6 separate regions of the Mus musculus genome follow, and all the other regions are linked to region 2. The links are chromatin loops, found by intact Hi-C in ENCODE. Cell type or tissue: heart. All regions are shown on one strand.

Region 1 (5,000 bases), 160 kb after region 2:
GTATAACATGGAAAATGAGAAATGCACACTGTTGAATCTGTTATATGAGGGAGTCACACTGAGAAACATGGTAAATAAGATACGCAGACTGTAGAACTTGGTTTATGAGGGATTGACACTGAGAAACATGGTAAATGAGATAGGCACACTGTAGAACTTGGTTTATGAGGGATTGACACTGAGAAACATGGTAAATGAGAAAAGCAAACTGTAGAACATGATATATGAGGGTGTCACACTGTATAACATGGAACATAAGAAACGCACACTGTAGAACATAAAATATGAGGGAGTCATACTAAAAAACATGTTAAATGAGAAATGCACGTTGTAGAACATGGTATATGATGGGGTCTCACTGTATAACATGGTAAATGAGAAATGCACACTTTAGAACATGGTATATGAGCGGGTCACTGAAAAACATGGAAAATGAGAAAGGCACACTGTAGAACATGGTATATGTCAGGAAATACTGAAAACATGGAAAATGAAAACGCTCACTATAGAACATGTTATATGAGGGAGTCACACTGTAAAACATGGTAAATGAGAAACCCACACTGTAGAACATGTTATATGAGGGAGTCACACTGAGAAACACGGAAAATGAGAAACACACACTGCAGAACATGTTATATAAGCATGTCAGACTGTATAACATGGAAAAAAGGAAACGCACAGTGTAGAACATGGTAAATGAGGGAATTATCCTGTAAAACATGGTAAATGAGAAACACACACTGTAGAACATGGTATATGAAGGAGTCACTGTGTATAACATGGAAAATTAGAAACGCACACTGTAACACATGGTATATGAAGGAGTCACTCTGTATAAAATGGAAAATTAGAATCGCACACTGTAGCACATGGTATATGAGTAAGTCACACTGTATAACATGGAAAATGAGAAACACACACTGTTGAACATGGTATATGAGGAAATCACCCTATAAAACCTGGAAAATGAATAAAGCACACTGTAGAACATGGTATATGTGGGAGTCACACTGACAAACATGGTAAATGAGAAACACACACTGTCGAACATGGAATATGAGGGATTCACACTGAATAACATGGTAAATGAGAAAGGCACACTGTAGAACATGGTATATGAAGGAAGCCAGACAGGGGGAGAGGGAGACAGATGGACTGGCAGACAGGGTTAGAGGTAGGGAGAGGGACAGAGGCATAGACTTACCTGATCTGGAGGACAGAAGTCAGACAAGCAGGGGGCAAGGGGGACAGATGAGCGGACAAGGAGTCAGAGGGACACACCGGGGGACATGCAGAGAGACAGGGACAGAGACAGATGGACAGGGGCACAGGCAAGGGGACAGGGGGACAAGCAGGCAGGGGGGAGAGACAGAGAGACCCGAGCTGCACAGGCCATGGGCTGGGTGGGAAGGAAGTGAGGACCTGGACGGACAGGGGAACAGACAGAGGAACAGACAGGGGGACAGACAGACCTGAGCTGCACAGGCGAAGAAGAAGTGAGGACCAGGACGGACGGACAGGAGGACAGATAGGCAAGCAGGGTGAGAGACAGGGGACTGACAGACTGACGGACAGACAGACAAACCTGAACTGCACAGGTGGTGGCCAAACACCAGGCAGGCAGGGTGGAAAGGAAGGAAGGAAGGAAGTGAGGACAGGGACAGACAGCCGAGCTGCACAGGCCATGGGCAACTCCAGGCAGGCCAGATCAGAAGCGAGGGAGGGAGATGGGACTGGGACAGGGACAGGGACAGGGACAGAGACAGAGACAGGGACAGATGGGGGAGGCAGGGAGGACGCACTGGCTGGGCCAACACGAACTCAGGCTGGGCCCGGGAAGTGAGGATGGCAAGACAGGGAGACACGGAGAGAGCCCCAGTCCCTGCACTTCTACAGGTACAACGGGAGCAGGGGCGCAGATCTGAGCCGCTGCCCGCCCGCCCGGGGACATCACTAATGCAGCCACACCGCTCGCCTGGAACCCCGGCAGGGACTCGGGTCCAGATTCATCCCCATGAGGCACAGAAGGAAGTAAGTGAGGGCAGGGAGGGACATACAGAGACCCGAGCTGCATGGGCGACGGTAAAGGCCAGTCAGGCCAGGTCACAAGGAAGGAAGAAGGAAGGGAGAACCGGGAGAGACGGAACTGGGATGCAGGCACGGCTCGGGCTTGGTCCCCGGTGAGAAGGGAGAACCAGGATCTGGGGGCTGCAGGACTCTTAGAAGCCTGGATGGGTCTCTCGTTGGCAGACGCCGATGCCAGGCAGCCCCGGGTGGAAGGGAGGAGGAGAGAGACAGAGAGACAGAGAGAGACTCTGTCCCTGCTTCTACAGGTACAAAGGGTACAGAGCCCGCGGATCTGAGCCACCGGCAGCCCAGGGACTCAGCCGGCTCGGCCACACCACTCTGGAACTCTGGCCTGGGTTCAGGGCCCAGATTCGTCCACTTGAGCCAGAGAACCAGGAGTACAGTTGCATTATTTCGCCACAAGGTGGCGCTAGAGATTAGCTCTAGGCCCTGTACACACCACATCTTCCATGAGCACCTGGGCCCGACTTCCTGTCCAAATGGAGGTGCTTCCTGTAGGCTTGCAGTCACACTATGTGGCCACTGGGTAGCGACAGCGGACAGCCCTAGGCCCTACACACACTACATCTCCCATGAGCACCTGGGACTCACTTCCTGTCCAAAATGGAAGCACTTCCTGTTGACTTGCAGTTACACTTTGTGGCCAACGGATGGCGATAGAGAGCGGACCTAGGACAGACACACACTACATCTCCCATGAAGACCTGGGACTCACTTCCTGTCCAATATGGAGGCACTTCCTGTTGGCTTGCAGTTACACTATCTGGCCACCCGGTGGCGATAGAGAGTAGACTTAAGCCCTACATAAACTACATCTCCCATGAGAAGCCGGGGCTCACTTCCTGTCCAAAATGGAAGCACTTCCTGTCTGGCCTGCAGTTGCACTTCATACCCACCAGGTGGCGAGAGAGAACGCCTATAGTCCACACACAAACTACGTCTCCCAAGAGCACTGGGGACGCACTTCCTGTCTGTCACAGGATCTCGGGCATGCTGGGAGCTGTAGTTCCCACGTGGGTAAAAGCACCCACCTATCCGGGTATAACCTCCTGGGAACCGACTGATTTAAAACCCTGTCACCGGGTCGGACCCGCCCACCCAGGCGGCTTACCCTCATCTCAGCCCTAACGCTGTGGGCAGATCTGAGCCCTTGGCCTACGACCAGAGCGGAGCTTTTTATTTTTTATTTTTTTCAAAAAAGCTAAAATCCTTAAAAAACAAAACAAAACAAAACAACTAAATATACATCAAAATCCTGAAACCTCAAGGACAGGTAGGGATACAAAGAGAAACACAGTCACAAAAAACTGAAAAAAAGAAAAGAAAGCAAGAAAGCAAGGAAAAGAAAGAAGGAAAGAAGGAAGGAAGGAAGGAAGGAAGGAAGGAAGGAAGGAAGGAAGGAAGGAAGGAAGGAAGAAAAAGAAAAGTTTTAGGGATATTTTGGCTTCTTGTGGTTTTTTGGGTTTTTTGTTTGTTTGTTTGTTTTTTGTTTTTAGATTTCTATGGGTTTTTTAAAGGGTTCGTAGAGTTTTTAGAAGAGTGTTTTAGAGATTTTTGGTTTTCAGGCTTCTAGTATTTTTAGTGTTTTTTTCATTTTTTTAAAGGATTTTAGTGTATTTTAGGGTTTTGGGGTTTAATTTAGGCTTTATTTTATTTTAACATTTTACTGTATTTCTTAGGGTTGTTGTTGTTGTTCTCGATTTAAAAAAAAAAAGTTTAGGGTTTTATATTTTGGGGTTTAAAATACCTTAAAATTCTAGAAGTAGTCAAGAACTGAAAGAAAATAAAACTTGAGACCTGTGATTCATGTAATTTATGTCAAGTAGCCCAAAGAGCTGTTTGAGCTTTGAAACCTGGGGCTCAGAACATAGCAGAACAGGCCAGGACATGCCTGAGGCTGCTTAGCCATAAAGATAAAGATAAAGATAAACATGTCAGACTGGCCAGGCGCCTCCCTATCTCCCACCCTTCTGACAGTCTGCTGATGTTTAAATGAACCAAACATGTGAAACCGCGCCAATTCCTCCCCCAGCCCCAGCCCCTTTTCTATAAAAACCCCTAGCTTCCAAGCCTAGTGGTCGAATCCACTGTCTCCTGCGTGAGATATGTTTCGACCAAGTGCTCTGCCATTAAACTACCTCGTGTTTTTACATCAAGGCGTTCTGTTCTGTTCGTGATTCTTGGGTGCATGCTGAATTGGGAGTTGAGTGGGGGTTTCCCCATTAGGTTCTTTCAAAACCTTCAAACAACCCTAAAAATAAATCTCAAAAAAAAAAAAAAAAGAAAGAAAAAAAGAAAAGCCTTAAAAAAAAACAAAAGACCTAAAAACACTAAAATCCTTAAAAAAAAAAAACAAAAAAAAAAAAACTAAGAGAACCTAAAACTCTAAAATACCTGAAAATTCTAGAAGAACTCTAAAACCCTCAAAAAAAAAAAAAAACCTAAAAAACCCTAAGATCCTAAAACACACACACACACACACAAACCCAAAACCATTTAAAAAAAAAAAAAAAAAACTTTTACCGAAAAAATCCTTAAAAAAAAAAATCAAAAAACTGAAACACTAAAGGAACCCTAAAGCCTTAAAAAAAAAAAAAACCCAAGCCCCTAAAAACCCCAAAATACTTTAAAAACCCTAAAAATACTCGAAGACGCTGAAAACAAAACAAAAAAAATTTAAAAAACACTAAAAGAACCTTAATTAAAAAAAAACTCTAGACCCTTAAAAAGAAACCTAAAAAATCCCAAAGTACCTCAATCCCCCAAAAAACTATAAAGCCCTTTAAAAAAAAAAAAAAAGAAACCTAACGCCATAAAAATCCCTAAAATCCTAAAAAAAAAAAACCTAAAATGCTAAAGAAAACCTAAAATTCTGAAAAAACACTCAAGAACCCTAAAAAGATCCTTAA
Region 2 (5,000 bases):
CACTGAGGCCAGACAAAGCAGTTCTCTGCTATATATGTGTGGCGGCAGGGGAGGCAGGGTTGGACACCCCGCACCCCATGCTCTTTGGTTGGTATTTTAGTCTTTGGGAGCTCCCAGGGATCTGGGTTTATTGATACTGTTGTTCTTCCTATAGGGTTGCCATCCCCTTCAACTCCTTCAGTCCTTCCCTAACTCTTCCATAGGGGTCCCTGGGCTCAGTCCAATGGTTGGATGTAAGTATCTGCATCTGTCTGAGTCAGGTGCTGGTAGAGCCTCTCAGAGGACAGACGTGCTAGGCTCCTGTCTGCAAGCACAACACTGCATCAGTAATAGTGTCAGGGTTTGGTGTCTGTGCATGAGATGGATCCCAAGGTGGGCCGGTCACTGGATGGCCGTTCTTCAGTCTCTGCTCCATTTTTGTCTCTGCATTTCCTTTAGATAGGAACATTTTTTTTTTAAAAAAAGAAATCACAGTGACTACTTGCTCACCATGAAACCTGTTGAAAAGATAACCACTTACATTGTTCTTTTTTCTTGCAAATAGAGGTGAAGCCATGTTCAATGGAAGATTGCAGCTTCAAAGCTTCCACTCCACCTTTGGCTTTTGTTAAAAACAAAAAGTAATTAAAGGACAAAAGGTTGCAAAGGGTGGAAAATGAAGGATAGATCTAGGAGGAGTTGTGGGAGTTCAGGGGTGAATATGATTAAAATGTACTGTATGCACATGTAAAATTCTCAAGAATAAAGTATTATGTATATATTAATTTGAAAATCTCAAATAGTTTTCCTTTTGTAGGGCGTTCAAAAGGATATGACAGACAAATCATCCATGCTGAAAGCACCAGCTAATGAGTAATTCCTATACTTGGGAATTTAGTCCATCAGTAGGGTGTTTGCTTAGTTTAGAATGCATGCAAGCAGGGTCCCTGAGAGGGAAGAAAGAAGGGAGAAAATTGGGGAAGAAGGGAAGGGAGCAAAGTAGAGAGGGAAAGAAGGAGGAAGAAGAGGAATGGAGAAAAAGAATGTTCTTTTTAGGAGTAATATTATAGAATTTGGGGCAAACTGAAATCTTATTAATCAATTTAAAGGTAGGAATTGTTCGTAAAAAAAAAAAACTCCCTCTTTGCTCATGAGTTTCAATAAAATAGGTTTTACTTTCTCATTTCAGTTGACACAAAGGACAAGAAGAGGTGAACTATTTTAAAGATTTTATTTTATTTTAAATTATATAAATGTGTACAGGGTGTTTTTTAGTGGTAGAGAACATTTTTATTTTTACTGTCTTTTTTTTTTTTTAGTTATCAAAACCATATATGAACTAAATACAAAGGCTTCCCAAGTTGTATAAATCTCATCTCAACTTTATCATGTATTTATTTTTGCTATTTTTCCCACCCTAACTTTTTCCCTCTTAACTCCTGCCCACTCCCTCTTGGATTCATGGTCCCTTCTTGTATGATTATTACTGTATCTTATATAAACTTATAACTGAGTACATTTAATGTTGTTCATATGTACATGTACTTGGGGCTGACCATTTAAGATTTGGCAACCTATCAGGGGGGCTTGTCTCTGGAGAAAATTGATTCTCCCTCCCTCAGCAGCCATTGACTGATTGTAGTTCATCATCTAGTGTAGGGCTGTGTGAAATTTCCCTCATTCCCATTAACGTGTATGCTGCTGGGGTCATTATGTAGGACTTGGCTAGGCAACCATATTGTTGAGATTTCATGGCTATAGTTTCCCTGCCATGTTGTTCTGGCTGGTTTTATGTGTCAACTTGACACAGCTGGAGTTACCACAGAGAAAGGAGCTTCAGTTGAGGAAATGCCTCCATGAGATCCAACTGTAAGGCATTTTCCCAATTAGTGATCAAGAGGGAAAGGCCCCTTGTGGGTGGGACCATCTCTGGGCTGGTAGTCTTGGGTTCTATAAGAGAGCAGGCTGAGCAAGCCAGGTAAGGCAAGCCAGTAAAGAACATCCCTCCATGGCCTCTGCATCAGCTCCTGCTTCCTGCCCTGCTTGAGTTCCAGTCCTGAGTTCCTTTGGTGATGAACAGCAGTATGGAATCGTAAGCTGAATAAACCATTTTTTCCCCAACTGCTTCTTGGTCATGATGTTTGTGCAGGAATAGAAACCCTGACTAAGACAAATTGATACTGGCTTGCTTTGTTTTATAAGCTACTTTTGCTTTTATTTGCAAACAGGGTCTCCTGCAGTGATTATGCATATCTGGTTTATTGATAGATTTGCTTTTTAAAGAGTTGTTGTGGAGGACAAAACTCTGGGAAGTCTTTGGATCTAAGAATTTAAGCACAGCTCTTGGCATTTTTTTCACATAAACTATAAACATATCGAAAGTTTTGACCTGGAAGCCGACAAGTATCTCACTGAAGGTGGCTTGTGAGAAAGATTGGTGTATTTCTTATGAGTCCAGGGCATACACACTCAGAATGAAGTTCACTGGTCTGCAAAAGGGAATTGGGATTGCCTCAGAAGCCACTCTGGAGTGTAGTCTCTTGATATCTTCAGGTGCAGGTGGGGCTGCGGTTTGGCATGGTCTGAATTCCCAGGGCTTTATCCTTGCCCATTCCTTAGATCTCTGAGATTAAGCATTAGAATAAGCATTAGCCTTCTGGCTTTTCCAACACATCCTTTCTAAGCTTGTCAGTCACATGCGTGTAGCCAATCACCACCCACGACGTAAGCACCAATGAATACGCAGATTCGCAGGGAGAGAGGCGGGTCTGAAGTGCAAACGATCCAATCACTGACGCCAACGATCGATGCCTCAGAAGGTAGTTATTTGCTCTGGTGCTTTCTGAAGATGGCGGCGGCTAAGGACGGATGCGGCCTAGAAACTGCTGCTGGAAACGGGCGGCGGCTCCACTTAGGGATTCCTGAAGCAGTGTTTGTGGTAAGAAACTCTTTCTCAGCGTCTTAATCTGATATTGGAGATTGCTTTCCAGTCACTTCCCAGGTCTGGGTCGTTGGGAGGAACAGAGCTAAAGGGTCCCGGAAGGGAATGTCTGGCCTTTTGCCTCTTCCTGCATCTTGGCTTTTTAGGCCTGGCGGGCGATAGCTTTGAAGAAAGGTAGTCCAACCCCGGCCCAGAAGAGGGAGCAGGGAGGAGAACTGGGTAGCTGGAGACGGATGCGAGGCGGATTGGGGCGTGGCGTCCCTTGAAACTGACCAGTTGCTGCCTGTTGTCGCCTAAAGAAAAACAAAAAACAGCAGCAACGGTTATTGAGCTCAAGACCGCAGTGATGCCGGAGATGTAGATGGGTGGACATTTAGCACAGAGAGCAGGCAGAGCAGCTGTTTGTAGGGTGTGGGTACTGAGTGGCACCCAGTCAGCTTGAGCACGGCCGTGGTCCGTTTCCTTGGGAATGGAAGCAGACTGCTGAGAAAAGTAAACGTTAGCACAAACGTTAAGTCCATGTGTTCTTGCTTTTAAGAATTGAGGCTTATGTAATGGGCAACCGGCTGTTATTAGGTTTTTGAAACCATTTTATATTTGCTTTTAGTAATACTATTTAAGCAGTTTGTAGACAACAAATTTTATGCAGTTGTGAAGATTGTGGGAAATGCAATTGGAAGGTTTCATGTAACAGGACCGACCCAAGTTAAATATTTGTACTGAAGCATATAAAATCTTAGTCAAAATTTCCTTGATTCTTTTTTGGTATGTACCAAAAATTATATATATTCTGTCTTATTGCTAACATTCTTCAAAAGACCCTTTTTTTCTTTTACTTAAATCACATTTTATATTGTATATTTTAATGTGCTGGTGGAATAAATTTTTATGTGTATTCTCAATGTTCTGTGCTTTTAAAAATATTTTTCAAGTGATCTTTACATGAAGTAATATTTTCTGAGGTTCAGAAATTTTCTTAGAAAATTTGCAAAACTTTATGAGGGAGTTACTGTTGTTCAAATTTTGTAGATGTAGTTGATGAAACCCAGAAATAGAGGTATCCAGAAGTAGCATTTGAGCAGTCAGGAGAGCTTTAGAACCTCTTTGGTCATGCTCTGCTACTTAGAGGTGAGGAAATTTTGTGTTATTTCTCCTGATCCTATTATAATGCCTGATATATAAGGATGTAAATATATAAATTTCCATTCTGTCTTAAATATAACCCGATAGCAGTAACTTCAGAAATGGAATTAATGAATACAAACTTTATCTGAGGGATTTACCGTAAAATAAACTTTTATTTATTTATTTTATTTATTTATTTTTTTGAGACAGCCCAGGTTGGCTTAGAACTCACTGTTTGGATTAGGATGGCCTCAAATTCATAGTGCCTGTCCTGCTTCTGCTTTCCAAGTTTGTAGGTTAAAGACAGACACTGTGACAACTGGCTGTAAAATTTTATGGTTAAATTTTATACCAACACGATGTAATAAGCAGTCCAAACTTTATATAATTATCTTGATGTTCCAAAACTAATGGAAGTGGCATGATATTTTAACAACATAAAATTCTATGTCTGAGAGTATTTGAATCCTACCCAACTTCCATCTTGCTGCTTAGTCTTGAGTTTCTATGGGTGACAATATTTATGGACTTATTTTGAAAAATAAAATATGTATTCAATTGAATTAAATCAGTAAGAAAAATGATAACTTTGGCACACAATTTGCTCAATTCTTTAGTGACTAGGGCACATGAGTAGGCAGTGTGCTTCATTGCTAGCAATTTTCATATTTATTACTAGAGCCACATGAGAAATGTATAAAGCAGGCAAGTTCATGTGTCTTACATTAAAAACAGAAAAATAAAGAATAAATTACCTACATAATGTATGTAAACTGTCCGAAATGGTCTTTCTTGAACTTTTTTTTTCTTTTTTTGAGACAAAGTATGTTGTCCAGGCTGACAACTTTGGATCCTTTCGCTTCTACTTCCTAAGTTCTGGGATAACAGACCTGTAGCATCATGTCTAACTTCTCTTTAACTTTTCTTCTGCCAGTGCTGGGGATAACCTAGGGCC
Region 3 (5,000 bases), 97 kb before region 2:
TGTTTGCATAACTTTACAGCTATCACAACCACTAAGAGATTTCCTCCATAAAAGTTGCCTTCATTCCGAAAGCCATGTTGACTTAGACAAATTATTTTTAGATACTTTGTAAATTAGGTTCTAAATGAATGATGGAATACAGAAGAGCTTTCTTTGGTTGTAATTTAAGTAGAACCATCATTTTTCCTTACAGAAAGGATGATTTTATATATTTTTCTTTAAAAGAATATGATTTGCTTTAATTTTGAGGTGTTTAAGTTTTTTAACTAGCATCAATAAGTTGAATGCCCTAGTTATTTGAAGTTATTTAATAATGCCATCCAATTATAACTTCAGTTGGCAAAGAATACAGGCCTAGGTATCAGCTTGCCTGATGAATGAATCCCGCTTCTGTCACTGAGAAGCTTTATGACCATCAGACAACCTACTTTTTCCTCCACTTTCTCTGAGGTGTAAAATTATGAACACATTGATTGTAATGATACTTAGTAAACACTTCTCATAGGTTTTAACATACGTTTAGGTATATTAACCCATTTGATCTTTACAGTCTTCATGGGATGCTATGAGTCAGGGATTAGTATTATTCCCACTTAAAGGTGATGAATATAAGGCACACAGAAGTTAGGTAACTAGTCTACTAGTTCACACAACTAGAGGTTGCAGAGCCTGATTCCAGTTGAGGCAGTTCATAGACACTATATATGTAAATTCTTAGTAGAGTCTTTAGCCTATAATAAGCTTGCTATAAATATTAATCATTACTTCCCTCTCCAGTCAAATGTTTGGAGCTATGATAGGTAGCATGAACACTCTAGAATATGAGACTGACTAAAATCAACAAACAAAAGTATTTTTCTTCTTGAAGGTAGCTAAACAAATTGATAAACTAAAAATATCCCTTAAGCAAATATAGTAAGATGAGCAGTCCATGCTGCCCCATCAAGGCAGGACATGTTAGCTATGAACAGTAACTGAAAATAACATATGATATAAAACTGAAACTTAGAGAGAAGATATAGATAGGTCCAATTACACCCCTGCAATTTCTCCAATCTTTATCATTATAAAACTTAAATCATGGAAAGATGTGGACTAAGCATTAGGCAAAAACAGAGGTTGCTAGCATATATATTGTACCACAGTGCTCTGGACTTGGGACAGTATTTGTATGGAGACTTAGGTTGGAACTGACTTGGGAGAAAAGAGCAAAGCATCAACACCTCTTCAAGTAACACCTTCAATATGTTCCCTTTCCAGTACTGCCATATCTGTCTGGCTTCAGAACTACAAAAGGAATTTTTAAAAAAAACAAATTCAAACAAAAGCATATGAGATGTGGAGGCTGTGTGGTATATATTTTGCATTCATTTATAATCAGTACTAAACCCCTTGTGTAATTGGTAAACTTGTAATTTTTTAAGGAAGATTTGTATATTTTCCCCTCAGTTCATTGGCATATTTTAAAATAAAATTAGTTTTATATATAAGTTAACCATGTCTGACACCAAGGAAATGATCAGAGGGAATCTGTAATTTTCTATAATTAGTTACTTGATGTGATACATTCAAACTTGAACAATAAAGTCCCTCCATCCTTCTCTTCCTGTACCAGACAAATATATATCTAAAAGCTTTTGTAAAAAGTAGCAGCAAGCAAACTGGAGTTACTTTTTCAGATACAGTAAAACACTGTTTCTGTCAAAGGCTACTCACATGAATAAAATGTTTCTTGGACTAATTATTCCGCCTCCAGCACAGCTAGGCTAAAACTTCCAGGTCCCCCACCCCGGGACACTCAAGCAGGGTTCGCGTTGTGAGCCTAGGACGAACCAAGGGGCATCCCGAGCCGAGGTCACTAGAACTGAAGGTAGGAGGTGCAGGCCAGCAGCCGGAAGTGGTCCAAGGGCTGTGACTTGGAAATAAAAGAAAATAAAATAAAACCTTAACTGTTTTAGGACCGACTTTCAAAAGAGGCCCTTTATTCGCAGCGATGTCGCCTCAAAGTGCTGTCCGTGACGCATGTAGGCCGCGCCGGGCTCTCATCAGCGGGCGGGCAAAATGGGCGCCAGCACTATGAAGGCGTCTGCCCTGGCGGCCTGGAGCTACTCACAGCCTACGTCCGCCCCGGCGGGGGAACACCGCCTCCCTGCTGCCCAGCTAGCTGCCCAGCCTGACGCGTAGACCTCTTTCGCCAGCCACCACCCAACGTCCCAATGCTTTGCTAGCCGAGACCAACCCGCTCTTCTCCCAGGTGCTGCTAGGCGGGCACCGCCTCTGAGCCCCAGGCTCCGCCCCTGTGGAACCCGCGCTGTTCTTCCAGGGCTGGGCGGAGCCTCAAGCTAAGGGCTGGTCGCTGCGTCTGAGCGCCGGGTTGGACGAGCCGCTGTGCGCCCTTGGCGGACGTGAGCGGAAAGAAGATGGCGGTGCAGGTGGTGCAAGCTGTGCAGGCGGTTCATCTTGAGTCTGACGCTTTCCTAGTTTGTCTCAACCATGCTCTGAGCACAGAAAAGGAGGAAGTGATGGGTCTGTGTATAGGGGAGGTAAGTTGGCCACCTTGGCTGAAATCTTGCTGATCAATACCCTGTGTTCCTGGAGGCGGCTGGGAGGCCATAGGGATGTGATTTGGATCCTTTGAGGTGTTTTATTTTGTTGTTCGAGACAGGGTTTCTCTGTGTAGCCCCGGCTGTCCTGGAACTCACGCTGTAGACCAGGCTGGCCTCGAACTCAGAAATCCGCCTGCCTCTGCCTCCCGAGTGCTGGGATTCCGGCTTCCTTTGAGTTTTTAATGCTGTCGCGGGGTACTTTTCTTCTGGCGCTCTGATCCATGCTTATGTTCCTGTAAACCCTCAGCGGTCTGCATGAACTCAGGGGATGGGGGTTATCATACCAGTGATTAAAACTGCAAACCAGGCCAGAAACACATTCTGGCATGAGTTATCCAGATATTAGAAAACCAGTAGCCCAGGTTACAGCCTTGTGTCTTGCCACCAGTTTTTCCTATGTGAAGCAGAGCTAGCTATCACTAAAGCATTTTTAAAGCCCAGCAAAGAACTCAAACAGAAGGGTTTCATGGACTCCAAAGTCTCTTTGTGGTTAAATGTTACAGATATTTGAAAGTAGATGAGGAAGTACAGTGTAGCTTTAAAGTACTCAGAATGAATTCTCCAGTCTTTCATACTGTTGTGTGTGAACATATGGCCTAATTTTCATGTAAATGTGCATCCCTATAACTAACTAAATGTGTCATTAATATTTTCTGCTCTTTCCTACTCTAGTTGAATGATGACATAAGGTAAGACTATATTTGTTTATTTACATATTATAAACTAAACTGATTCTTAGTGAAGAAGTACAGCAACTTTTTAACAGTATTTACATGTTTTATCTTAATATTAACAGTATAGAGATGCCTCACTATAATCTGAGTTCTACCGTGATCCTAAAGATTCATTTTAACCTTATATCATAGCATAATCTTTATGTAAAATATATATGCTCCTATGTGGAAAATCTGGCAGAAGAAACCAACATCATAAGTGAATTTGTAAAAGTTCTTAAACATAGAATTTTGTTGGAGATCCAGAGCCTAACTGATTACTGCATAATAGCTAAATGAATAGAACTTTGTTGACTGGAATAAAGGCAGCTTATTAAAAATGACTATCAATATACTTGACATTTGGTTCTATTACATTCCATTTTCTCGCTTTATTTGTTTTATATCTCTCTTCCCTGAAACACCAGGGATAGGCCACTTACTTTCCTTATGGCAGATAATGCCTACATATTGAGAGGCTTTTCCCTTGTTGACCCATTACCCATCTAAATTATCAGTGGATTTCTGTCCCACCCCTGTGAATCCTACAGATCCTAGTAGCTTAAAAGCTTCAGAGATGGTAAAACCTTTGAGTCTCTATTGTTTAAACTGCAAAGCGTAGCTTATTGTTTATCAAGCCTTCTCCTTAAAACCTGGAATCTACTCTGTTCTTCTTCCTCCCTCTTCTGTTTCAGCTAAGGTTACATTGCAAAAACTGTTTATGTTAGTTTTCCTTGACTCCTTTTTCTATTCTAAACCACAATTACTCTCTTTTCTAATCTATCTCCAATAGGAGTGACTCCAAATTTACATACACTGGAACGGAAATGCGCACAGTCCAAGAAAAGGTATGTATGATAAAATTCTGGATGATCAAAATTTATGATTGGGGAGAAAGTTCAGCAGTCTGTTTGAGGACTTCAGCCAGGATATTAATCCACTTTGTAATTGTGCAGCATAGTTTTTTTCCATACTAAAATCAGATGAAAAATCTCATGAGAATGGGACCTAGTTAGTTTCTGGCTTTTCTCCTGAGTGTTCATTCCCACCTCAGTTTTCCTGCCATTCTCTAGGCTAATTGTATAAAACTAGTTAGATTTTCCTTCAATATATTAGAGCCCAAGGAGTCTGTAAAGTACAGTAAAAGTAATTGTTTCTTATCCTTTCTCCAAGCTACTAGGGAAAGCATCTACTTACTTACTTACTATCTTTATTTCCTATATACAAATTCCTTCACTATAACCTCTAAGCCTCCTTAATTCCTGTATTAAAGTTTTCTAGAGGAACAGAAGCAATAGAATTGAAATCTCTTTCTTACAAGAGGAAATTTATAGGATTTATTACCCAGTTGGGGCCTGGGTGGTCCAAAATTGGCCGTGTGCTTGCTGGAGAGTGGGATAATTCCATACAGGCTAAATCAAGAAAATGAAAGCCTCAGCTCAAGGAGGATAAATGCTGTAGCTCTACTGCAGGCCTAGAAACTCCCAGGAGTTTAGCTGGTGTGCATCTTCACTGGATGGCTGAAGGCTATTGGGTCTGGTGGCTGTTGGTGATAGATACAATGCTACATGCACTAGCTCAGGAAGGATGGAACTAGCCTGCCCTGCTCTTCTCTTTCTTTAATTTCATCTGGATTCCCAGACTATTGCATGGAGAATCCACATCCAGGGGGAAAGACTCT
Region 4 (5,000 bases), 380 kb before region 2:
CCCCTGCCAATTTTTTCAATCTATTTTTTTATTTCAACTTCCTTTGAGAAACTGTCTCTGCCCTTTGAACTGTGCTGCAGATGTTTCCTCTGAAGGAGGTGTAGGGGGTGAAGCACTGTGGAGTGGCCAGCATTGCTGAAGCCTGCACTTTGTAGAATCTAGGAGTTAAAGGGCAAACAGGACAGCCTGTGCAGAGACACCAAGGTTCAATGCCATGTACAATAGCAGAAAACAAGTCTTGGTTGAATCAGTAGGGAGCATGGTCAGTGAGTCTGCTCCTGATTATCATTCTACCAGAGAAAAAGACTCCTTCTTAGGTTTGGCTGTATCATTTGAAGAGGATATTTCCATTCAAGGTCTGTGTTTTCAGAGAATTTAAACTAAAAAAACAAAAAGTACTATTTTCAAATTATTTAGTCTTTGCCCCAGTTTTCTCAGTACCTAGTATAGTCTGTTAGTCTTCTTCATATTCTGTCCTTCACTTCTAGGATATCTATGATTTTATTTTTCAAAACCAGAAAGACCTAGATACCTTACAGATAGGAATTTGGTTTTATTGTGGCCACAGTGGCTTAAGTAGATTAGAATTTTTATCACATTAAGTTTTGTTCTTTGCACTTTATTTGCTCACCTTAAATAAGACACTGAACTAGAACATCAGGAATAGATGTTTCCTTCAGCAGTCATGACACTTTGGAGGGAGGTCTGATAATTTCTTGCTGTAAAAAATAAATCCATCTAGTTGTGACACTAAAAATGTCCTGAAGTCTGACATGTTAGCCCATATAGTGCCTATAAACTCAGGAGGCTGAGGCAGGAGAATTGCAAGGAATTCAAGGCCAGTTGGGGCAACTGAGTAAGCTACAAGGTAACCTGAGCTAGTGTGAGACAGCGTCTCAAAGCAAGAAACAAACAGATAAACAAAAAAAGCAAAATGTCCTCCTACTTGCCAGCAAGAGAGATAAAATTTGCTGACATTTAATTGGTGCACAGTTTCTTCCCCTAAGCAGTGAGTTGCTCTGTCAGTGTTACTAAAAGAGGACTTTGGGTGTGGAGCATAGAAAGGCAAGATTAAATAACCATACTTCCAAAACTAGCTTGGGGAGGGGAAATGACACCAGAGATAGGGAAAAGGAAACAGAGCTCCAGAATTGAGGAACCAGAATACAACTGTCATAATATGGATTTTTTTCTCGTATTAATTCTTCACTTTTTCTTTTTTTCCCTTTATCAAAAAAAAAAAAGTGATCAAAACACATAATAGCTACCATTCCTGTAAAGGTTTTTGGATTTATTTCCTCAGTTTCATCTAGTATCATCTTTGAACATTTTGTGTAAGTAATGTATGTTGTTTAATAGCTGTACCTTCCTATCACAAAGCCATCTTCGCTGTATCACAAGCAGCATCATAAATCTCCCAGGAGAAGGGACTGGGGAGCAGAGGGAGCAGGGTCCGTAGGTGAATGGGGAGGGGGAGACATGTTACATAGAATCTAATCACAACCACCTCTGGAGGCCTGACATATTAGATTAATAACTATTTACTGTCTAACACTGGAATATGAATGCTACCTTAGTTTACAGCATAGCACAAGGAGACCCCCTGAAATGAAATGCAGAGGGAAATGTGTGAGCTTTTTAGAGCACGAAGTTGGTTTTCACAACCATGTCTGTGAAACAACACAAACGCTCAATAACAGCCAGGCAGATCTACTATTGGATGTGTTCCTTAAAGTCTTATTTTCCTTCTTCAAGTCTGTTAGTAGACTTCCATCCATGAGCAAGTTTTCTTTGACCTTAAGTATTCATTTAGTCCTGGCCTGCCTCTCGGGATTTTCACCTAGGAGGGCTGCTCCAGGCAACTATCCACCACACCCAGATCTCAGCAGGAATCGGGCCCAGTGCTAAGGCCTCCACCCTGGGGGCAAGACACCCAAGATCTGGCCATCCGGGGACAGAGCGCTTGGGAACAAGGCCATGGATAGGAAAAATCCAGCAGCAGATGGAAAGGCCTGGATCCTAGACCCAACCCGAACCCAGAGGACCCCAGGGGTCCCGCTAACCTCAGGTCGGTTACGCTTCTGTAGTAAGTGCTCCAGGTAGAGGTCCGAAAGTGCGGTGCGCATGCTGTTCCCTCCCTCGCCTTCGCTCGACTTGAGCGTCATCTCTCAGGAGCAGAGACAACCAGACGCAGTAGCCGCAGAGCTTTGAGCCCAGGAATCGCAAATCGGGGAACTGCGGCCTGTTCAGAGACGAGCTAGACTAAGGCGGCGGAGGAGGCAGGGATCAAGAGCTGCGCTGAGAGCCAGGAGGGCCAAGCAGAGCAGTACCCACGCTCCGCCTACTCTCCACCCTGGCCCGCCCCTAAGCCCACCCACGCCTTGGCCTTCCTTGTGCTTAGCGATTGGAGAAGGCGCAGTTTAGCGTTGCTTGAAAGCTCCGCTCTAACCACGCCTCTGCGGGCCCTGTCGAGATGCGCAGCCAGCATCCCTGAAAAGATAAAATTCCGAGACAGGAGCTTCCATTCTCTCTCTTACTCGCACGACCTGTGAACTACCGAAGCGGATCCCAAAATGTCCAACTACTGCAACTGCAGCTCTTTTACCAACCACGAGTTGCAACTAGCTGAGTGAACTTTACATCCAGATTGCTCCTGACATCAGGAATCAACCAGCTACCCTGAAGAATGTAGGGGCTCTTAAATTGGTCCCAAGGCCAATGCACCTTTCCAGGTTTAGACTTGTAAAAGTGTGCTGCTGGTACCATCATTTACATTGGTATATGCTATTCAGCGAGGAAAGATGGGACTGCCCTCAAGAGCAAACTGGTTTTATTTACCTTAGGCCAGATCTCCTGTTGTTAATGCCACACAATTTCTAGGAATCAACAGAAGCAAATGGAACAAATAATCTTCAAGAATTGGAGTAAACGCCCTAAACTTCCAAATGGTCTGGAGACTAATGAAAGACTTTCTAAACAAAATGAATGTTTACTGGGTTTAAAGGCTCCTTGGGAATCCTGTCCTAAAATTCAGAGCTTGTATGATTGATAGCTTACACTCTCCCCCGTCCCTAGAAGAATTACTTTTAGGTGGAGAGAGAGGAGAAGAAAAGAGAAGAGAAGAGAAAAGGGGAGGAGAGAAGGGCAAAGGAGGAGATCTTGGTACAGAGGAAGAGAATACACTGAGCAATGTTACAGAATAATCAACTATGTAACACCTCTGTGCCCATATACAAAGGTACTCAATAATAAAAACAGCTAGGTGAGTAAATAAGGCCTTTCATTAACTGACAGTGGAACTGGAAAGGATGAAATTGGAACCTTGGTTTATGTGATACACAATGAAGATGAACCTCAGTTGGCGGACTGCTTAGCTAGCATGCAAAATCCCTGGGTTCAACTCTCAGTAATGCACACACTATTCATGATAGTGCGTGCCTATAATCTTAGCATTTTGGAGGTGGAGTTAATAGGATCAGAAGTTCAAAGTCATTCTCAGTCACTCAGTAAGTTTGAGGGCAACCTAGAATACATAAGACCTTGTCTCAAAACAAAACTAATAATAAGTAAATAAGAAAAAGAACTTTAAAAAATCAGAATATTTTATTCCACTTAAATATATGGATGTTGGAGAGTATATATTTTTAAGGAAAATGTAATTATATATTTTTATAACATGACACATAATCAAGTCTTTTTATTCTTTTTATCATATATATTATTGTATTTATTCACTTTGTATCCTGCTCACTGTCTCCTCCCAGTCACCTCCTCCTACCATTCTTTCTCCCATCCCCCCTTCTCCTCTGAGTAGGTGGGGGTTCCTGAGTATTCCCCCACCCTGATACATTAAGTCTCTGTGAGGCTAGGTGCATCCTCTTCCACTGAGGCCAGATAAGGCAGCCCAGCTAGAAGAGTATACCCCACCTACAGGCAACAGCTTTTGGGATAGCACCTGCTCCAGTTGTTGGGAAGAAAAAGAACTTTTTTAAAACAAAAGAGAACTAGACATAGTGGCACATACCTGTAATCTCAGTGCTTGGGTGGTAGATACTGGAGAATCTTGAGTTTAAACTCAGCTTCTGCTACAAGGTGAATTTGAATCCAACTTGAGCTATACCAAACACTTTCTCAGAAACAAACAATCCCCAAACTATGAGAGAATGGGAAGCTGACTCACTGGTTAGGATAACTTACTGTTCAAGCATGAAGACCTGAATTTAAATTCCCAGCAACCACTTAAAAAGCTGGTCATGGCCAAACATGCTCGTAACCCCAGAGCTATGAAGAGAAATAAGAGAATCTGTTGGCTGCCAGCATAGCTCCAGAGTCAGTGAGAGACCCTATATTAAGGAAAATAGGGTGAAGAGTGATAGAGAAAAACACATAAGGTCATCCTCCCATTTCTATATATGCATGGGGTTTGTGAATCTATACATACGTGAGTGTATACAACTTTCTAAGTATCCTTCACATACACATGTAGACACACACACACACACACACACACAAAAACCAATAAGCTTGGCGTGGTGGCACACTCCTTTAATCCCAGCACTTGGGAGGCAGAGGCAGGCGGATTTCTGAGTTCTAGGCCAGCCTGGCTACAAAGTGAGTTCCAGGACAGCCAGAGCTATACAGAGGAACCCTGTCTCGAAAAACAAGAACAAGAACAAGAACAACAACAACAACAACAACAACAACAACAACAACAAAAAACCCAAAACAATAAATATAATGACATTTCAATATATAAAAGCAAGAAATGTTTCTATTATGAATGTATAAAGACATTGTTTAGCTCTATCCTCTTAGCCAAACAGCCACCATCTTCATTAATTCATCTGTATCTGCTAGCAAAAGATCATCATATTTGGGTTTGTTGACTGTTAACCTACTCTTATAGAAGGAGGGTATGTGGGAGGCTACAGGACTCTCACTTGCCTATTCAGCCATTCCTGTCAATCAGTTGTAACTAATTTTGTTCTAATTGTTCTGGG
Region 5 (5,000 bases), 120 kb before region 2:
ATACAAGTGTGTACCTGTGGTGCTTGTAGGGGCAATAAGAGGGCATCAGATCAGGGGCTGGAGAGATGGCTCAGCAGTTAAGAGCACTGACTGCTCTTCTAGGGTTCCCAAGTTCAATTCCCAGCCACCACATAGTGGCTCACAACCATCTGTAATGGGATGCAGTACCCTCTTTTGGTGTGTCTGATGGGTGCAACAGTGTACTCACATAAATAAAATAAGTAAATCTTTTAAAAAAGGGCATCAGATCTCATGGAACAACAGTTACCAATGGCTATGAGCTGTCATGTGGGTGCTGAGAATTGAACCTGGGTCTTCTGTCTTTCCAGCCTCTTGTAAAGCTTAGTAATTGAAATATTTGATGACCTTTGTCAGTAAATGAGAATACAAAGGAAATGAAGATAGTAGTTGTACTTAACTAGTTCTTATAAGAGTGGGGGTACCACAGTTGTTGGGGTGTACTGCCAATGTGAACATTTTGAATTACATTTTATCTCTGTGCCTGCTCATCTTTGAAATAGCCAAACTGTTTGTTCTGCACATGATTAGTAGAAATGCTTAGATTATAGATTGGTAGCCTTTTTCTGAAGATAACCAGATGGTAAATATTTTCAGTTTTTGAGTTATGGTCTCTATCACAACAACCTGACTTCCTCATATAGAGTGAAAATAGCCATAAATGATATATGTCCTCCACACACATGAATGCGCATTCATATATACATACTCCTCAGATAAACATATGAAAATATAAGTAATTTTTAAAAGATTTTTCTTTAGTAGACCTCTGTTTGAGGAAATATTAAGGGCTGCAGTGGAAGTGAAACAAGGAGACATAATGTCCTAGATTCATTTTGTTTCTGGAATAAAGTATTCTGACCAAAAGCAACTTAAGGGAGGAAAGGGTTGATCCAGCTTACAATTCTAGGCTTCAGGCCATCATTGAGGGGAAGTCAAGGCAGGAACTTGGACAGCTAATCACATTAATCCTAAATTGAGAGCAGAGAGAAACAAGTGGATCTTTGCTGTCTGCTTTCTCTCCCACACAGCATTTCCTCTGACCAAGTAATCAATTCATCGCCAAAGACCATGCGGCAAGAATTACAGAGAATGTTCTTGGCTGGTTGGCAGACAGGCTTCTGCTCACCTAGCTTTTTTGTACAGTTCATGTCTAGGGAATGGTGCTGCCCACAGTATTGTAGGCCATCCTATAGTAGCCAACAATCAGGACAGTCCCTTACAACATGCCCAGGTCAATATGATCTAGGTCAGTGGTTTTCATCCTTCCTAATGCTGTAACCCTTTAATATAATTCCTCATATTGTCGTGACCCCCCAATCATAAAATTATTTTCATTGCTACTTCATAACTGTAATTTTGCTATTGTTATGAATTATAATGCAAATTATCTATGTTTTCAAATGCTCTTAGGCAACCCAAGAACCACAGGTTGAAAAACACTGAAATAGAAATTCTCTTCTCAGATAATAGTTGGTTGTGTCAAGTTGACAGTTTAAGCTAACTAGGATATCTAGATACAGAGGTAGTGAAGAGACACTGTGTACTTTGCATAATGGTGCAAGGAGGATGGACGGAGAGTGATGGGAATGTAACAGTGCAAATGGCTTACATCGTTGGAAAGTGCTTAACTTCAAGAACTGATTTGGCCTGGCCTGGGGATATGGCTTAGTGGGTAAAGTGATTGCCATGCAAGTCTGAAGACCACAGTTTTGGATTCCTAGCACTCATGTGAGGCCAGGTGGGTGAGGTGGTCTGCTTTCAGTCCCAGGGCTATGGCAAGAATCACCAGAGCAAGCTGGCTAGCCTGCATCGTAATCTCTAGGTCCAGCAAGAGATCCTGCCTCAGTATATAATGTAAGTGAACCAGGAAGACACCTATCAATCTTGGCCCTTCATACGTATGTGCACATATTCATATATATGTATGTACAATAAATAAACACATTACACACACACCACATAATGCAAAAACAAAAAGAAATGATTAGGTCAGAATGTTGGATATGTATTATTTCATATTTCTCCTGAAGTAGTCAGGAGAATAATAAAATGATAAGATAGCCATACAGAATGCCTATCCATGTATGTACTAAACCTTAGATGAATAGGAAGTTTTGTAGTAAAGTAACTTAGTATCAAATCTTCTGTTTTTCAGGTTGTATCATTTGTAAAGAAGAATGTTCTAGTGACTGGAGGATTTTTTGGAGGCTTTCTGCTTGGCATGGCATCCTAAGAACTTCACTTCATTGTTCTATTTTTATAGTTGTTTGTTTCTTGCCAGCAGCTTCTACACTCCAACATAGGACAATCGGCACTCCTCTTCCTCATCTTCTCCTGTGCCTTCCTCCCTGTTGTAGCAAATCTGAATGGCTTTAATAGGCTTCTCCTGGTGCAAGGTCTTCTCAGGCCTTCTCAATTTAACACGTTGGAAGAGACAGTAGGTGTTAACTCTTCCAGTACCCTCCTTACTTGGTTGGTGTGTAGCTTAACAAGAATGTTCCTTTTCCCCTATGTAAGATCCTTTTCCAAACTCAATTTGTTACCTTATTACATGTTACATGAAAAGGAACCAAATACATTTGCCTTTAAGCATGAAAAAATTTTGGTATCTTGGTGTATGCTTTCTTTTTAAATTGGTTTTAGGCTATAGAAAGAGAGGTATTTATACTTACTATAATTATGTTGCCAAAATGGCAGTGTAAGTACCAACACTAAAAATATTAAATGAACTTCTGCAAACAATGCATGAAGTAATATAAGTATTATATATGGTAGGTGGGTCTTTATGGAAACCAGCTGTAAGAACTTCATGAAATACAACATTTAAGCAAGAATTTGAAATGTATTTCTTTTACATACGAGTACTCTATCTGCATGTTCAACTCTGTGCCAAATCCCATTACAGATGGTTGTAAGCCACCATGTGGTTGCTGGGAATTGGACTTAGGACCACTTGAAGAGCAACCAGTGCTCTTAACTGCTGAGCATCTCTCCAGTCCCTTAAGCAAAAATTTTAAAGAGATGTTCCAGGCATTCAGAATAAGAATAGCATATGTGTAATAAATTATTTTCATCAAATGCAATCTCCATCAGAAATATTGCTTAATATAAAAATCCATGTATACTTTACATTATTCCATAATAGCTATTACCATGAGCTCAACTCCAACTACAAAAGCATCTTCCAGAAGTTAAGTCTTCTATCATCTTCATTATACCCACAGGGCTTACTGCTTAATAGATTTCAAATATTTTTGAATATATTAATTGTATAAAGAAAGCTTCCCGTTAAAGGTTAGGTTTACCTCAAATGAATTCTTAGATATGTAGATGATCCTTTGTGCAATAGTATATTTTTAAGGTCATACATTAAGCATAATTACTTTTTTGACATACCTTAACATTGACATACTTTTGAAAATTGAAACTACCAGTGGATGTGTAAAACTAATTAGGATTCACCTATTTGCATTTCCTCACTACGTTTTGATTTTATTTGAGCCAATATAAGTTATTCTACTTGTAATACATATTAATCATCTTTCCTTACATGGTAGTATAACCAGCCTTGGTATATATTTTTCTCAAAAATTTGAAGATGATTTTTCACTATTTACTGTGGAAACATAAAGAGAGTACAGTGATTTCCCCAAGTATCCATTGCTTGCCTATAGCAATCATGTAATTGTATTTTTTATCAATTATTATAATATACCTGCCATTTTATTGTTTGCCATATGTATTCAATACTAAAAATCTAAATATTTTTTTGTTTTAAAACTTTAAAAAAGGGCTGGAGAGATGGCTTAGCCATTAAAGGCTAGGCTCACAACCAAAAGTATAAAACTTTTAAAAAAATCATAATACCTTTTTATTACAGAAAAATTAATAATGGTTAATGTCAAAACCATGCAGTATTTAAAATCCTCTTTGTATGTACAATATATTTATTGACACCTGTGTGCTATCATCTGTTTTATAGTTCTTTGTATTCTTCTTGGGGTTGTGCCATTTATGGTGATTCTTGATGTAGCCATGTTGTTCTCCCTGTGTCTTAAGTATCATTGGCATGGTGAGAGCAAAAGCTACTGCAATGCCCCTTTGGGTATGTGGTGAGGAGTGGTCATCTAGTATCTCTCTAGTGGGTTGGTAGCTGACTTCTGATCCATCTGCTTTCTTTCTGATTAATAGGGGTTACAACTAATAGACTAGTGGACTGGAGTTCCTTCAAAAGGTTATAATAGGTAATGGTCTAGACTCACATTCTACCCTGGTCTGAAATAAAATCTATAATTCTATCCTCAAGTTGGTCAGACTCCACTTGTGTTTGTGTAGAGGTGGTGCAGAGGGTTATTAGTCACAATTAGCACACTTCAAGCTCCAGTTTAGGTCAGTGGTTAGTGAAGTAGCCTCAAGCAGTTTGGGGAACCTCTATTGAGGGCTCATTGAGTCAGCATCTTTGCTTCATCTTAAATGGGAGATTACTGGGGATGTAGCTCAGTGGTAAAGCATTTACCTAGTGTTTGTGAGGGCCTGGGTTCAATCACCAACATTGTGAGAACAGAATAGCCAAGCAGGCTTGAGTTTAAATGGGAGATTACATTTTCTGAAAAAAGCAGGTAGCTGTCTTTCCATGCACAACCTAAATGTTACCAGGGTGAGGCAGTTACACTATTGAATACATTTGGTTTTGATTAGTGTTAATGTTTTCAATGAAAATGACCCCCATAGTCTCATAGGGAATGACACTAATAGGAGGTGTGTCCTTGTTGAAAGTAGGTGTACCTTATTGGAGGAAGTTTGTCACTGGGAGTGGGATTGAGGTTTCAGAAGATCAAGCAAGGCCTAGTGGTTCATTCTCTTGCCTACTGATCCAGATGTAAAGCTCAGTCCTTTCTCTAACACTGTGTCTGCCTGCCTAGATGATAGATGCTTCCCACCATAATGATAATGGACTAAACCTCTGAACTGTAAGCCAA
Region 6 (5,000 bases), 130 kb before region 2:
CAAAACAGATCTGAAAGGATTACTTCCTTTTGGGTAGTAGGAAGCAGGCACAGGAAAACTGGAATAGGAAGAGTGGCTGAGCTAAGGCTTAACCCATTTCCTGCTGGGTGCATCCTAACAAGTTTGAATCCTTAAGAAAAGGAACAGAATACTGAGGAGGGGCGTTCAGGTGTATTTAAATTCCTAGCCTATTCTAAAAGACTGTTCCTTGGTACCTGTAGCAAAGAAACTCTAGATAGTGAAGATTCTGGAGTCTGCATGGAATGTAAAAGCTTCCACTTTGGGATTCACCAGATTCCAGCCTACTTTCTCCGCAGAAACTTTCCAGCTGCCCACATGGCCTAGAGATCCAGATAGGATACCTGTACCATATGTTTTATTTGCTGTTGCTTTTTTATTAATGATTACTATGGGAGGCCCCAGGTAGTCATAGGCAGAGCTACTCTTGGACAGGTGTTCTTGAATTGTATAAGAAAATAGGCGGATCAAGACATAATGATCAGTCAGTAAGCAATGTTCCTCCATGATCTCTGATTCAGTTCTGGCACCCAGGTTCCTGCCCTTTTGAGATTCTGTCCTCATTTCCATCAGTGAAATTGATTAGTGAATTGTTTATTACATGGAAGTATAAGTTGAAATAAACCCTGTTGCTTTTGGTCATGGTGTTTTATTACAGCCAGAGAAACTTTAACTAAGACACCCTCCCTCCTCAAAAAGCTGGAAACAAACTTATCATATGACCCAGCTATATCACTCTTGGGCATACATCTAAAAGGATTGTACATTCCACTATAGAGATACTTGTATATCCATATTCATTGCCATTCAATTCATAATTGAATGAAAAAGGAAAGAGCCAACATCCACCAACTGAAGAATGGATAATGAAAATGTGGTACATTCACACAATGGAATATTTATTACTCAGCTGTAAAGAAAAATGAAATTAAATTTGCAGGTAAATGGATAGAGCTGGAAATAATCATTCTCCATAAGGTAACCTAGACCCAGAAAAACAAATGCCTCAGATTCTCTCTCACATGTGAATGCTAACTCTGAATCTTTAGATATCTGTCTTAAATTGGAGTATCCATAGAGATCAGGAAACTAGCAAGGGGCCAACAAGGGAAGGCAGATTTCAAGGGAAATGGGATATACTGCAGTTGATATGAAAAGGGAACAGGAGAAGTTGAAGGGTTACGTGGGGTAAGGATAGGAGGGCAGGAGAGAGAAGTGAGTATGGGTAGTGATTATTAACACTAAAGATACTTGAAAAAAATATGAAAACCTACTACTGTAGAAGCTTTTTAAATAAAATATACATGTATACATATATAAGAATTTAAATGGAGTTACCCCTACATCAGGATGACAATGTCCCTACTAAACACTGCAGGGTAACAAATATAAAGCCCAGTGCCAGGAATGGGTCACCTCTTTTGGAGTTTGTTGGCTCCATAAACCCCCAAACATTATAAGGTACTGCCAATTTTTTGGCAATCTACAGAACTTCATGGTTAAGATCGTATTGCTGATGACACAACATAGTTGAGTCATAAAACATGGGGAAATCAAGCTGGCACTGACAAGATTTCACAGTGCTGGAAGGTTACATGTGTGCTATTTGGGGTGACAAGTTATTGACAGTCTTACAAAGCATCTAAGAACCCTGTGAGGTACTATATAATGACTGATATGTCAAAATAGCCTCATTGCTATGGTAGTGGCATAAATATAGTAGGAGTAACTAATCACTTCATGTTTGTATTTAAGGCCCACTCCACAGGATAGAACCGATACCTGTTAGAAAGCCAAAACCCCATGGCTGCCTAAGTCATAGGGAAGAACTGCTTTCCTAAATGGACACAAAAATAAACTGTCTCCTCCCAATTTTTTTTACTATTATACCGATAAAATAGGGGATCTTTCACTCCTCATCTAAGAATCTTCTTTTTTCTAATAGACTCACAACTAGTATATGTACAGAGGATAAGAGGCAATAAAGTGCTCAATTCTAATTGAGATATTTGTATCACTCCCCTCTCCAGTCCCAAGGGATCGGAAGTCCTGTTTGGCCTCAGGTACTGCGTACACGTGCTGTACTCAAACACATGCAAATACTCATATACACAAAGTTAAAAAAAAAACTTTAAAGCGGAAGAAGCAGCAGTCATAATACAAGTGTACATTATTAAGTGGTTGGAATGCTTTTAAAAAGTGTAAGATGTGTTTTCCTGAACTTAAACAGCCTTGAAATTAATGTCAGAATTAACATAAGTTCATTGTTTACATAAATATGCAAAATCTAAAATAAATTAAAAAAAATAAAGGTGAGATAAACTCTGTCACCACCAAGGCAGAGAAGCTTTCTGCACACGTAGCAAGCATTCATTCCTCTGCGCAAGTGTGGGGCTGCAGCTGAGGTGGTTGTAGCAGCTGCTCCAGGACAGGAAAGATGTCTAATGGGACCAGGCCCCGCTGTCTCCGACTGCCAAGGGACTGGAAATATCTGCCCCCCCACCCCCTGCCGGAAGCCAGCTGCGGATGACTAACGCCTGTTCCTGGTCTCGTGGTCTGAAGCTGTGTCATCGCGATACTAGGGTCCCCCCCCCCCCCGCGCCCCCGAAATGGCCGCTAACAGTCAAGGTAAAGGCGGGAGCACGCGCGCAAGGGCCAGGGGTGGAATCACCTTTGTCGCTTAGAGTGAAGTACTGCTGGTTGCATGCTGAGTCGCTTGCTGGGTTCCTCCCTCCCCAGGGAGCTTCAATAGCACCTGGATAGGGCAGCGCGGAGACTTTTCTGGCGGGTGTTCTGGGATCTGGCCAAGGTCATACTTAAGCTGGCTTTTGAGTTACCCAGGGATGTTATCTCTGCCTAGCTCTTCTAGCCTTTCAGTGCCGCCCCTACCGAGGTGTCCCTAGGGAGATCCAGTTACTGTTCTCAGAAGCGATCTGGCTCCCTGACAGGAGTGTTTTTGTCTCTTACTGCCTCTCAAACACCTACAGTCCTCATTTTCATTGGTACTTTCCTAATTGATTGTTTTGAAAACAGTAGGAGATATAGTCGGCCCACTCAAAATAAAATCCCAGTGGAGCACTTTTTTTCTTTCTTTTTGTCCGTTTTCTTTTCTTTTCTTTAGTTACGTTAAGTCAGTCAATTCATTAAGCTCACAGTCATTACACTTGATGCAATTGCTGAGCAGAATACCTAGAAATTTCTGAGAAATCTTGTCTTACATAATTGTAGTGCTTACAATAATTATCGTTGTTTTCCTGGGCCTATAGACAAGGCTTGTAAATGTTGTTTACCAGTGTTTAATGAGCGGACTCTAATTGTTATCCATCCCATCTCACCCACCATCAACAGATAATTTGGTGTAGTCCAGTCTGGCCTCAAACTCAGCTATCCTTGTGTTTCAGCCTCTAGAGTGCGTGGAACTATACCCAACTAAATCCCACTTTTGACTAGAGCCATACGTTGAATGTATTGTATATGGTTTTTAAATATATATATATGAATATCTAGTGCTTCTAACACTATTGAAAGGACTTGCTTTGTACTGTGGAGTTACCTGAGTACCTTGATAGGAAAATGATATAATAGTATATGTAAATGTATTTCTATACTTCTTATTCAACTAATTTTGTGTATACTTAGGTCAATTCAACATCCTCTCTCTCTCTCTCTCTCTCTCTCTCTCTCTCTCTCTCTCTCTGTTTTTTGAGACAGGGTTTCTTTGTGTAGCCCTGTCTGTCCTGGAACTCAATCTATAGACCAGGCTGGCCTCAAACTAAGAAATCCGCCTGCCTCTGCCGGGCATGCACCACCACTGCCTGGCTTTTTCTTCTTCTTTTTTTTTTTATTAGATATTTTCTTTATTTACATTTAAAATGTTATCCCCTTTCCTGGTTTCCCCTCTGAAAACCCCCTATCCCATCCCCCCTTCCCCTGCTCACCAACCCACCCACTCTCTCTTCCTGGTCCTGGCATTCCCCTACACTGGGGCATCTAGCCCTCACAGGACCAAGGGCCTCTCCTCTCATTGATGACAGACAAGGCCATCCTCTGCTACATATGCAGCTGGAGCCATGTCCCTCCATGTGTACTCTTTGGTTGGTGGTTTAGTCCCTGGGAGTACTGGTTGGTTCATATTGTTGTTCCTCCTATGGGCCTGCAAGCTCCTTCAGCTCCTTCGGTCCTTTCTCTAGCTCTTCCATTGGGGGATCCTGTGCTCAGTCCAATATTTGGTCAAGAGCATCCACCTCTGTATTTGTCAGGCACTGGCAGAGCCTCTCAGGAGACAGTTATATCAGGCTCCTGTCAGCAAGCACTTTTTGGCATCGACAATAATGTCTGGATCAATGCAACATCTTATTGAATACTATAGCCTTTTGAATCTTGAACTTAGCCAGGCAGTGTTGGCACTCACCTTTAATTCCAGCACTGGGGAGGCAGGGGTGGGTGGATCCCTGTGAGCTTGAGACCAGTCTGGTTAATTCTGGGGCTCCACAGAGAAACTTTGTTTCACTGCTCCCAGCCCCAAAAACCTTTAATTTAGGTGGCTCTAAATTATACTGTAGTTTTGAAAGTTTGAACACTCTTAAACTTTCTTCCTAAGTTTTTTTTGTTTTTGTTTTTGTTTTTTTGTTTTTTTGGGTTTTTTTTTTTTTGCCGTTTATCATATAGAAGATTGACTTTTCTCATATGGTCTGTTTTCAGTGGGACTTTGATATTCCCATCCCAGTAAGAATTGGAATATATATTCTCTCTTCTTTAATCTGGATGGGAACTACTCTAGGCCAGTTTAGTGGTAGCAAAATTCAATAGCTTCTGAGGCCAGAACTTAAAATGATGACAGTTTTTTCTAGGTCCTTGACCTTTCCTTCACTTGAGACAGTCACCTCTTAAACTTAGCTTCAATGGTATTAAGGAAGTCCACTCTAGCCTCTGAGAAAAATAGTCTGTATATGCAACTGTAGACTTTTTAGATTATTATTTAT

Evidence for each region. A loop is a pair of places that touch in the nucleus more often than their neighbours do. Peaks named below come from ENCODE experiments on the same cell type or tissue, not always from the same donor. Only the 100,000 strongest peaks of a DNase experiment are listed, where the experiment ranks them.
Region 1: it touches region 2 in a loop (3-fold over the local background); 5 of 42 quality-filtered maps call a loop at or near these places.
Region 3: it touches region 2 in a loop (2.2-fold over the local background); 7 of 42 quality-filtered maps call a loop at or near these places.
Region 4: a loop joins it to region 2, with 9 times the contacts of the local background. A loop is called at or near these places in 2 of 42 quality-filtered maps.
Region 5: a loop joins it to region 2, with 2.3 times the contacts of the local background. A loop is called at or near these places in 3 of 42 quality-filtered maps.
Region 6: a loop joins it to region 2, with 2.4 times the contacts of the local background. A loop is called at or near these places in 3 of 42 quality-filtered maps.

The regions. Positions count from the first base shown.
Region 1 is chrX:75,671,413-75,676,412 of GRCm38, forward strand. It overlaps the pseudogene LOC115489104. Among named protein-coding and RNA genes, the nearest start is that of 4933407K13Rik, 91 kb to the right of the region's middle. In heart, CTCF peaks have their summits at 2,726 (motif pointing right) and 2,928; a DNase peak (open chromatin) is centred at 2,789; H3K4me3 peaks cover 1,313 bases; H3K27ac peaks cover 807 bases.
Region 2 is chrX:75,511,512-75,516,511 of GRCm38, forward strand. Vbp1 (von Hippel-Lindau binding protein 1) reads left to right here and starts at 2,786. Exons shown (of 6, transcript NM_011692.2): 1 at 2,786-2,917. The coding sequence starts at 2,828. In heart, no CTCF peak of the experiment used is centred here; DNase peaks (open chromatin) are centred at 2,760 and 3,070; H3K4me3 peaks cover 1,680 bases; H3K27ac peaks cover 758 bases.
Region 3 is chrX:75,414,299-75,419,298 of GRCm38, forward strand. It overlaps Cmc4 (C-x(9)-C motif containing 4), which reads right to left and starts at 2,286. Exons shown (of 4, transcript NM_001294277.1): 1 at 2,240-2,286; 2 at 1,717-1,915. Mtcp1 (mature T cell proliferation 1) reads right to left here and starts at 2,286. Exons shown (of 5, transcript NM_001039373.5): 1 at 1,717-2,286. It overlaps Brcc3 (BRCA1/BRCA2-containing complex, subunit 3), which reads left to right and starts at 2,330. Exons shown (of 10, transcript NM_001358737.1): 1 at 2,330-2,543; 2 at 3,279-3,295; 3 at 4,113-4,167. The coding sequence starts at 2,421. In heart, no CTCF peak of the experiment used is centred here; a DNase peak (open chromatin) is centred at 2,293; H3K4me3 peaks cover 2,506 bases; H3K27ac peaks cover 1,750 bases; H3K27me3 peaks cover 215 bases.
Region 4 is chrX:75,128,662-75,133,661 of GRCm38, forward strand. Mpp1 (membrane protein, palmitoylated) reads right to left here and starts at 2,355. Exons shown (of 12, transcript NM_008621.3): 1 at 2,064-2,355. The coding sequence starts at 2,165. In heart, no CTCF peak of the experiment used is centred here; DNase peaks (open chromatin) are centred at 110 and 2,360; H3K4me3 peaks cover 1,386 bases; H3K27ac peaks cover 713 bases.
Region 5 is chrX:75,392,134-75,397,133 of GRCm38, forward strand. Fundc2 (FUN14 domain containing 2) reads left to right here. Exons shown (of 5, transcript NM_026126.4): 5 at 2,177-5,000. The coding sequence ends at 2,254. Among named protein-coding and RNA genes, the nearest start is that of Fundc2, 12 kb to the left of the region's middle. In heart, no CTCF peak of the experiment used is centred here; no DNase peak of the experiment used is centred here.
Region 6 is chrX:75,379,806-75,384,805 of GRCm38, forward strand. It overlaps F8 (coagulation factor VIII), which reads right to left and starts at 236. Exons shown (of 26, transcript NM_007977.2): 1 at 1-236. It overlaps Fundc2 (FUN14 domain containing 2), which reads left to right and starts at 2,594. Exons shown (of 5, transcript NM_026126.4): 1 at 2,594-2,646. The coding sequence starts at 2,628. In heart, no CTCF peak of the experiment used is centred here; a DNase peak (open chromatin) is centred at 2,536; H3K4me3 peaks cover 1,614 bases; H3K27ac peaks cover 1,528 bases.